Regions from separate parts of the Homo sapiens genome. Here region 1 is linked to region 2. A link is a contact called in ENCODE Hi-C or POLR2A ChIA-PET data. All regions are on one chromosome and are shown on one strand. Each heading gives the region's core, a stretch centred on a gene start or an enhancer-like site at or near the end of the contact. The rest is flanking DNA. Distances are from core to core; before and after follow the strand shown. Region 1 has its middle 81 kb from the start of MIR3122. Region 2 holds the start of NENF (neudesin neurotrophic factor).

What was found. A loop is a pair of places that touch in the nucleus more often than their neighbours do. ChIA-PET counts read pairs that join two places held with the same protein, here RNA polymerase II (POLR2A). Pooled maps may share reads with other maps.
Region 1: a pooled map shows a loop between it and region 2 (2.7-fold over the local background). The contact joins the enhancer-like site here to the promoter of NENF in region 2. A Hi-C loop is called at or near these places in 1 of 37 single-sample maps with no recorded cell type and 2 of 50 pooled maps. POLR2A ChIA-PET finds 5 or more read pairs at or near these places in 1 of 52 experiments (WTC11).

The regions. Positions count from the first base shown.
Region 1 is chr1:212,155,744-212,160,697 of GRCh38, reverse strand. No RefSeq gene overlaps it. Among named protein-coding and RNA genes, the nearest start is that of MIR3122, 81 kb to the right of the region's middle. Within about 2 kb of position 1,502, at least 2 of the 41 ENCODE cell types and tissues checked have a DNase peak (open chromatin) inside an H3K27ac peak, as active enhancers do.
Region 2 is chr1:212,429,401-212,434,448 of GRCh38, reverse strand. NENF (neudesin neurotrophic factor) reads right to left here and starts at 1,529. Exons shown (of 4, transcript NM_013349.5): 1 at 1,329-1,529. The coding sequence starts at 1,505. LOC105372906 (a long non-coding RNA gene) reads left to right here and starts at 1,632. Exons shown (of 3, transcript XR_922577.4): 1 at 1,632-1,824; 2 at 2,605-2,708; 3 at 4,118-4,488. RefSeq lists an enhancer at 934-1,023, a silencer at 1,184-1,743 and a cis regulatory region at 3,167-3,454.

The sequences.
Region 1 (4,954 bases), core at 253-2,752, 270 kb after region 2:
TGCAGTGAGCCAAGATCGCGCCATTGCACTCCAGCCTGGGCAACAACAGTGAAACTCGTCTCAAAAAAAAAAAAAAAAAAAAAGTTGGTAGGGTATAGTCCCTGTCACTCAGAAACACAAAATTATCCTACTTTAAGGCCTGTTTGGAATGAATGAAATATATTTATTCTACCAAGTGCTTGGGACTAGAATAGAGTTATAATAGAAATGCATGGAGAGTACAGGAGCATGAGAACTAAATCTACTTCAAAGGAGTCATTTGCTGAATACCTACTACATGCCCAGCGATAGAGAAAAACAGCTTCAGCTTCAGAGCTGAGATGTGTGGACTTTTGAGTAACAGAAACCTGAGTTTGTAAACTGGATCTACACACAGCTGTGTGACCTTGGGCAAGCTATTTATCCTCTCTGAGCCTCACATTTCTTGTCTATGAAGTGGAAGAAATAATATCTACCACAAAGCATTATTGGAAAGGATAAAAGAGACTTTTTTTTAAAATTAATTACTTCATTTTTTTGAGACGGAGTCTGGCTCTGTCGCCCAGGCTGGAGTGCAGTGGCGCAATCTCGGCTCACTACAAGTTCCGCCTCCCGGGTTCACGCCATTCTCCTGCCTCAGCCTCCCGTGTAGCTGGGACTACAGGTGCCCACCGCCCCACCCTGCTAATTTTTTGTATTTTTTAGTAGAGACGGGGTTTCACCGTGTTAGCCAGGATGGTCTCGATCTCCTGACCTCATGATCCACCCGCCTCGGCCTCCCAAAGTGCTGGGATTACAGGCATGAGCCACCGTGCCCGGCCTTTTTTTTTTTTCTTTTCTTTTCTTTTTTTTTTTTTTAAAGCTTTCAGTCTGGTAGCCTTTTGTTCTCATTTACCACCATATATGAGATTGTTTTTTGGTGCCTGACTGTTGCGCTAGACCATGAGCTTCCCAAGGGTGGTGACTGTCCTATTCAGTTTCGTATCTACTGTGACTGTTGCTTGTTGAAGTGACTGTTTTCAGCTCACCTCTGGTTTCAGAGTCTGCCTACCAGAGACCCTCACAGCTGTTGCTCACGCTCACATGCTGTGGCCCATGAGCCTGTGGCTAAGCTGAGCTGATTCTCACTGCAGAGGACAATATCAGTACTGGGTCATGGTGCAGGAAGCTGCCTCTGGTTAAGTTGCTCCTTTTCTCCTGCAGGTTTCTGATGTGCCCCTTCCATTTCAGCTTCTACTCACACCAGGTTCTTGAACCCACTTGGCCCCAACCCCTCTCTTGGTGCCTATGTGGGCACTGCCTTGTCTGCCTGCTGCTGACTTCCTGCCTGGCCTGATTCACCAAATCCAAGGCCACCTGGCTCCCTGGTAGTCTGATTGACAGTATTGTATGCCTCAGAAGTTTGTGGTCACACAGGAGCCACCCCAACTGGGCTCTAGATCTCTGACCCAGTGACCTACTGGTCACCTTGTTATCAGCTTGGCCGCCCCAGTTGGACTCTGGCTCCACCTCTACCCACTCAACATACAAGCATTGAGTTCTGAAAGTGTACCAGGCCCTGTGATAGGCAACACGCAGATGAATGACGTGGTTCTTGCCCTGAAAGACACCTGTAACTGTCCCTGTCTTCAACATTCTCAGGCTAAAAATGATGTTGTTAGAAAAAGAGTCTGCAGCTGGTGAGAGGACTGGTTGCGGGAAAACACCTTTTTCACAGCCACAGTGAGGTTTCTTTGCCTGCTTTGATAAGTAGATAGCAGTGTGCCATCTGGCAGAGAACTAGGGTAGGATTCTTTACCTGACCTGAAAGAAATGCACAGACATGAAGCAGGTATAACAGAAGTGAGATATAGGCCAGGCGCAGTGGCTCACGCCGATAATGCCGGCACTTTGGGAGGCCAAGGCAGGTGGATCACTTGAGGTCAGGAGGTCGAGACTAGTCTGGCCAAAATGGTGAAACCCTGCCTCTACTAAAAATACAAAAGTTAGCCAGGCATGGTGGTGCACACCTGTAATCCCATCTTCTTGGGAGGCTGAGGCAGGAGAATTGCTTGAACCTGGGAGGTGGAGGTTGTAGTGAGCTGAGATCGCTCCACTGCACTTCAGCCTGGGCGACAGAGCAAGACTCCATCTTAAAAAAAAGTGAGATATAATTTCTGTCCTCACAGAGCTTGGAGTCTGTGGTAAGCAGAATAATGGCTCCTGGAGACGTACACATTCTTATCCTCAGATGCTATGACTTTGCTATGCTACATGGCAAGGGGGAATTTAGATTATAAGCAGAACTAAGGTTGCTAATTAACTGACTTTGAAATAGGGAGATTGGCTGAGTGTGGTGGCTCATACTTGTAATCATAGCACTTTGGGAGGCTGAGGTGGGAGGATCCCGCGAGGTCAGGAGTTCCGTGACCAGCTAGGCAACATAGTGAGACCTCGTTTCTGCAAATTTTTTTAAAAAAATTAACCAGGCATGGTGGCACGTGCCTGTAGTCCCACTTACTTGAGAGGCTGAGATGGGAGGATTGCTTGAGCTCAGGAGGTCAAGGCTTCAGTGAGCCGTAATTGTGCCACAAGCACTCCAGCCTGGGCGATAGAGTGAGACCCTGCCTCAAAAAAAAAAAAAAAAAAAAAAAAAATCAGGAGATTATCCTGGATTATCCAGGCGGGCCCAGTGGGATCACAGGATCCTTAAACATGGAAGTTCAGTGTTAAAATGATGTGATATGAGAAAGACTTGATCAGCCACTGATGGCTTTGAAGATGGCCAGGGAACCTAGGAACAAGGGCAGTCTCTAAAGGCCAGAAAAGGCAAGAAAAGTTTCTCCCCTAGAGCCTCCAGAAGGAACACCTGACACCATGATTTTAGCCCAGTGAGAATCATTTCAGACTTCTGACCTCTAGAACTATAGAACATTAAATGTATACTTTCTAATCCACTGACTTTGTGGTAACTTCTCATAGTAGCAATAGGAAATAAATACAGTCCAACTGGAAATATGGGAATTAAAGAAGGGATTACAATTCCAAGTGATGTGTGCAGGGACATGAGAAGTAGGGAATGCTGTGGGGATCCCCAGAAGTTCCCTCCCGCCGTGGGCACGGTGGTGGAAGAGTCAGCCAATGCGTTCTGGAGGAAGAGGGCTTGGTACCCTCAGGAGAAGGAAAGGAGCCAGGCAGGAAATCTACTGGAACTGTGTGAGGAGGGCAATGACCTGATCCGTCCAAAGAGCTGTGGGAGGACCTGGGCTCTGAGTGAGGCAGGTGTGCAGAGCTATCTGGGTTGGTTCACCTGGGTTGGCTCCTCTGCCTGAAGTTCCTCCCACATGAAGAAGAATTTGGCTAGAGTTCAAAATGTCAATGGTGGATGAATAAATTGGCATAGTCATACAATGAAATGCAGTAAGTCTTTACAACTTCCCCGGTAGGTTCTTGGAAACTGAGACTTTAGGTGAAACCAATTTTACCATAGGCTAATGGGTATAAACAAGAGTTAAGTTCCTTCGGCATATTTCTGGTCGCAGAAACAGCTTCTAAATAAAGACAAAAACACTTCTAATATGAAATGTTTAAATAAATGTGAGCTACATATAAGTACATTTAAGGAAGATTAATAAAATCAAGTACGATCACTATTTACCCGCTTATTCCAGTTCAGGATCTCTGGTTGCCAGAGCCCATCCCGGCAGCTTGGGGTACAAGGCAGGAACCCATCCTGGCCAGGACACCATCCTATCGCAGGACACACTCACACACACACCCACTCTCACTCAGACTGGGACCATTGAGGCACACCAATGAGCATCACGGGTACAGCTTTGGGATGTGGGAGGAAACCGGAATACCCGGAGAAAACCACGCAGACATGGGGGAAACATGCAAATTCCACACAGACAGCAGCCCCAGCAGGGAATCCATTTTATTCTCATCAATGTTATAATGAAACAACAACATTGTTTGAAGATCTGCCGTATTACACTTCAATTAAAAAGTAAATAAAAATATTATTTTGGCCTAGGGTGGTGGCTCATGACTGTAATCTCAGCACTTGGGAGGCCAAGGTGGACGGATAATTTGAGGTCGGGAGTTCAAGACCAGCCTGGCCAACATGCGGAAACCCATCTCTACTAAAAATAAAAAAAAAATGAGCACGGCGTGGTGGCGCACGCCTGTGGTCCAAGCTACTCGAGGGGCTGAGGCAGGAGAATCACCTGAACCCAGGAGGCAAAGGTTGTAGTGAGCCAAGATTTTGCCACTGCACTCCAGCCTGGGCAACAGAGTGAGACTCTATCTCAATAAATAAATAAATAAATAAATAAATAAATAAATAAATAATATTATTTTACAGAAAAGTGTAAAAGGCACAAACTCTTGACCCAGAAATTTTCACTGCTAGAATTTGCCTTCCACATGTGCTCTCACAGGGGTTCAAGGGAATGAGGAAGGAGGCTCCCTGCTGAATTCTTTGTAATAGTTAAAAACTAAGGGCCAGGCAAGGTGGCTCACGCCTGTAATCCCAGAACTTTGGGAGGCCGAGGTGGGTGGATCGCTTGAGCCCAAGAGTTTGAGACCAGCCTGGGCAACCTGGCAAAACCCCGTCTCTACTAAAAATACAAAAATTAGCTGGGCCTAGTGGCAGGCCCCTGTAATCCCACCTATTCCGGAGGCTGAGGCACAAGAATCACTTGAAACTGGGAGGCAGAGGTTGCAGAGGTCATGCCACTGCACTTCAGCCTGGGAGAGAGCAAGCCTCCATAAAAAAAAAAAAACAAAAAAAAAACTAGGAATAACTATTCATAAATAGATGATTTAGTTACAGTTGACGTATCTGTGATACGCCATTCCATGAAACTTACTAAAAGCAAAAAGGCAGATTCATTTTGCCTGATAAATAGAGTGACTATGAGATTTATCCAAACCAGGATTCTTTTGAGAGTGGGAAGGGATTCTACTGATAATTACACTGGGACAAAAACTG
Region 2 (5,048 bases), core at 280-2,779:
TCTGCCTAGCATATACAGTGTTCAATACTAACCACACCATCTGTATATACGGCCTAGGCAAGTGAGTCCACCGTTATTGGGTAGGGAAGGGTGAGAAATCCAGACACTAGACAAGTCCCACCCTTGCAAGTAGGCTTTTCTAAGGAGAGCAGGCCTGCCATGTTAATTCTTTTCTGCACGGATGCCTGGACTCTGAACCATCTGGTTCCCTCTGCTACCGGCAAAAAGGCATCCCTTAACATCCTCACATCCCAGCCATGTCTCCCTCCCTCGGTGTCCTCACTGACTCATGGTTCTAAATGGCCCCTTCACAAATGATGCCCAAACTGGCATCACTGACTAAGGGCCAGGTTTCTGATACCCCCATGCAATCCTAGTCCATATAAGGCCAATTAACTCAGGAATTAGCGAGACCAGGCCAGAGGGTTTTGAAAAACATCAGGCCTCTTCCTGCTCTACCACTAACAGGTGGCAGGCCTCAGTTTCCTTATGTGTAAAAGCAGGAGATGGGTTCCTGCCAGCTCTGAAATACTATGGTACTATGACCTCCCCCCAATGCCGTTCCCCCGCTCCACATCTAATATCAGCCCCCTGTTGGTCCTTGTCGTGCGGCTCCAGTCCCAACCAACCCAGGTGGGCAGGTGGTTGTGAGTTTTCTGGACGCCTCTAGACTATTGACGTGTGTGGGTGTGTGTGGGCGGGGGGGTCTCTATTGACGTGTGGCGGGGGGGTTGTGGGGGTCTCTAACCTCCAGTCCACCCTCTGCGCTCACTTCCAGCTTTGGCTGAGCCCCAGGGGTACATGACCTAAAAGTGGGTTTGAGGAGTCCGATGCAGAGGCCTGGGATACAGGGGCAGGAAAAGGAAGTGCAGGCAAAGACTGGCTTATCCCAGGACCTGTCTCAATTCCCACCTAACCCAGGGAGCAGGCTCTGCTTCCCTCCCTCCGTCCCCCGCCACTCCCCACTATGCGTGGGCACAGTAAACGCCTCGGCTGATGCTAACATGAAAACCAAAAAGTTCTGAGGTCTGTACGCAGATCATCAACGAAAAGGCGGCTAGAGGGGAAATCTCCCGGGGACCGAGGGAGAAGTTCAGGGTGGGGTGTGCGGGCAAAGCGGAGCGCTCCGACTGTTGAGGACTCGTCCTCACCCCTCGGCCATCCTTCGGGGCCTAGAGAGAGGAGGCCCCCCGCCGGCCCAGGGCGCCCGCCGCGGGCCGCGCGTCCCCCAGAGCTTCCTGGGCCGCCGGCGCCTCCTGGGTCCCCGCTCGGCTCGCCGCAGATCGGACGCCACCCCGGGTCCCTCGGCCCGCGACACCCCCGCCTACCTCCTCCCCGCCATAGCGGGCCAGCTCCTCCTCGGTGAAAAGCCGCACTGGGGGCCCCCGCTCGGCAGGGCGCGGTGTCTGCCCGGCCCGGGCTGTGGGCAGCCCCGGGGCCAGCGCCAGGACCAGGGCCAGCGCTGCCAGCGGCCGCAGCCGCCGCCGCGGCGCGGGGCCCACCATGGTGAGCGCGCAGCGCAAGGCAAGGCCGGGCCAGGGCGGCGGGGCCCTAGCACGCCCGCCCAGCGTCCCGGAGTCCCGCCCCGCGCCCAGAGCCTCCCCGAGGGCGGGGACCCGAGAACTCCCGCCCTTCGCGCGCCTCCTGCGCCCCGGGGTGGGGCTGGCCGGGCTACTCGGGCCACGCAGCTGGAACCTGGAAATTAGGATTGGAATCCTGAACTCCTAAATCCAAACTACAGACTGGAAGTTACCAAAAAATGTCACAGTGGTTCCTTGATCAGGTAGAAAGATGACAGAGCCCAACATACCAGAACCTAGAAAGGTATATTTCTAAAATAAGACCCCAACTGTCTTAATTCGCTTTTATTTTTGGCTGATTTTTTTTCTTCCTGGTTGTGTTTAAGTTTCTGGTTCCCAAGGAGATTTTTGCAAAGGGTAGGGTGCTGTTACCGATACGCCCTGAAATAATAATAGCTAACATTTGTGCCAAACTTTGCTCATTACTTTATGCAACAAATATTTTTGAGTACCTCCATGTACCAGGTCACTGGGGACTCACCACTGAACAAGACAGATCCACGCCCACGTGAAGCTTACATTGTGTGGGCAGATAGACAATAAGATGCTAAGTAGTATGTTAGATGGTGGTAAATACTAGGGAGAAAAAGTAGGGCAAAGAGATAGGGAGCACTGGGATGGACATTTTATTTTATTTTATTGTTATGTATTTATTTATTTTTGAGACGGAGTCTGTCGCCTACGCTGGAGTGCAGTGGCGCCATCTCGGCCCACTGCAACCTCCACCTTCCGGGTTCAAGTGATTCTCCTGCCTCAGCCACCAGAGTAGTTGGGATTACAGGCACCCACCACCACGCCTGGCTAATTTTTTTTTTTTTTAATTTTTAGTCGAGATGAGGTTTCACTATATGCTGGCCAGGCTGGTCTCGAACTCCTGGCCTCAAGTGAACCATCCACCTCATCCACCCAAAGTGCTGGGATTACAGGTGTGAGGAACGGTGCCCGGTTATGGGGATGGTCATTTTAAATAGGCAGGTTAGGGAAGGCCTCACTGAGAACAGGGTATTTGCATAAAAATCTACAGGAGGCGAAGGAGGCGGTCTAGAGGGAAGAGCACTTTGGTCAAAGGATCAGGTGCATAAATGCGGAGGAATGAGGATGCCCGGCTTGCTGGAGGATCAAGGGAAGGTAAGAGGGGTAGGTGAAGTCAGGAAGGAAGCGGGTAAGGGAGTGGGGGTGGATCTTGGGGGCTTCACAGGTTATTTTCAAGACTGGCTTTTACTTTCAAGACTGGAATAGAGGAATTAACAGAAAAAGGGTCTCATTCCAGACCCAAGAGCAGGTTCTTAGACGTCCACGGCAAAGAATCAGGGCAAGTCGCAGAGCATAGTAGTTAAAATAGTTCATTAGAAACTACTCCATTTCTAATAATAGTACTACTGTGTTTCTGAGTAGTATCCTTGCTTTGAAGTAGTACTAAGCAAGTATTGTTTATATAGGAGCACCTCTGCCTTCAATGTAATGCTTGCTTTTATAGGGCTAAAACTAGCGTACTTCATTACAAAAGCCTATGATCAGCTTGTTACAGACTATTAGTATTGTTATTCTCTTGTGTAACTATTGACTTCAGGGAGAATTTATGGGTGTACTGTTATCTTTAAAGTGAAACTCATTTTTAAACTAAGAATGCCTTTTTCCATTATCTCATTTCCTCAACCATAAACATCTTGTGAAGAGTGCCTATCTTCCTGGGAAAGTCGCCCAGCAGGTTTGGCTTTATCTGACCTTTATTCAAGATGGAATCACTCTGGTTAGGACACTTCTGACATAATTCCCTCCTCCTTTTTACAAGGAGACCTTTAATCCTAAGGGGTGCAGGGGGACAGAGATCCATCTTCAGTAACTTCAAGCTGAACAGAAGCGATGATATTCCTGCCTAACCATTAGGATCCCTTTGCCCAAAGTAGAGAGCTAGCCAGTCAGAAAGCATCTGTATAGTGAGGACCAATCATACATAATTCTAAGTCCCAGAAAAAGGTGAAATCTAGAAAATTAACGTGTTAAATTTAAAGAAGCATTGAATAAGCTTAACTCTTATTCCTACATAAAAAGTACAATGCAGTATATTCCACAGCACAAAACAGAATGAATAGAATTATCCCAAGCATGCTAAACAAAAAAAGTTTCCCAAGGACTAGGCAGTTGTTAGAACCAAGCTGATATGGGGTCAACTGACAGCGTGTCAATGGCAGAGATGTGGGTGTCTAAGTCTTTTGTGGCCTGAGTAACATTATGTGAATAGTCTGGAATGTATGCATAACATTCTGTTTTGATTATAGCATAAGTTCCCCCTTTGAGCTGCTGTTAACATGTCCAGAGCCATAGTTTCATAAGGCTATCTGTCTAATTTGAGATGTTTCTTCAGTCAAGAGGGTAAGGGCATGGCGTGTATTATTGAAAACTGCAGCTGTGTTTAGCTATGGCTTTGGCTTGAAGCTCAATGTCAATTGTGGCTGCCTGTGGGGAGAAGACAGTGTCAGGCCTCTGAGCTGAAGCTCAGCCATTGTAACCCTTGTGACCTGCACCTATAAGTCCAGATGGCCTGCAGGAGCCAAGAAGTCTGGAGCAGCCAAAAAAACACAAAAGAAGTGCAACAAAAGAAGCTCCTGCCTTGACTGATTGACCAGCCTTACGACGTTCCACCATTATGAATTGTTCCTGTCCTGCCCCAACTGATCAATCGACCTTGTGACATTCTTCTTCTGGACAATGAATCTTATGATCTCCCCACCATGGACCCTGTGACCCCCTCCTCTGCTGACAATAGATAACCACCTCTAACTGTAACATTCCACTGCCTACCTCAGTCCTATAAAGCTGCCCCTCTCCTATCTACCTTCGCTGACTCTCTTTTCGTACTCAGCCCACTTGCACCCAAGTGAATAAACAGCCCTGTTGCTCACACAAAGCCTGTTTAGGTGGTCTTCTATACGGACACATGTGACAGATAGCCAATGGGTAAAACAACCAAGAAGACTGCTTTTGTCACTTATGACGAGCTTTTACAGTTTCCCAGTTAGATGGGAGAGATTATAATTTAGTGAGGATACATCCTGGGAGATGAAGATGACCCTATGTACATCTTCCAGTCCAATTATAAGGCACATATGGCCAGCCATGTGACCCACATGCCCATAATCAACCCCAAGGAGAAGTACAAGCACCTAGCCATAAAGACTCATTTTGCCATCCCATCCACGTTTGGCTAGTTACAAGAAGGGTGCAATTATAGTGTTGGGGTAGTAACCATTCCATGTTACAGGTTTCAGTGTAGTAATCACTGCTATTGTCTTTCAAAGCATAGGGGCACTCTGCCTAATACCTGAACTTAGACAGCTGTCATCCATTCATCGTGTACAGTATAACCTTACGTCAGAGTGGAGTTTAATTTTCTGATCAAACAAAAAAGAGGCTTCTTTGTTTCACGGTGGGAAGGGAAAGGGCTGGGCCCTGTGTTTCTGTAGTAGA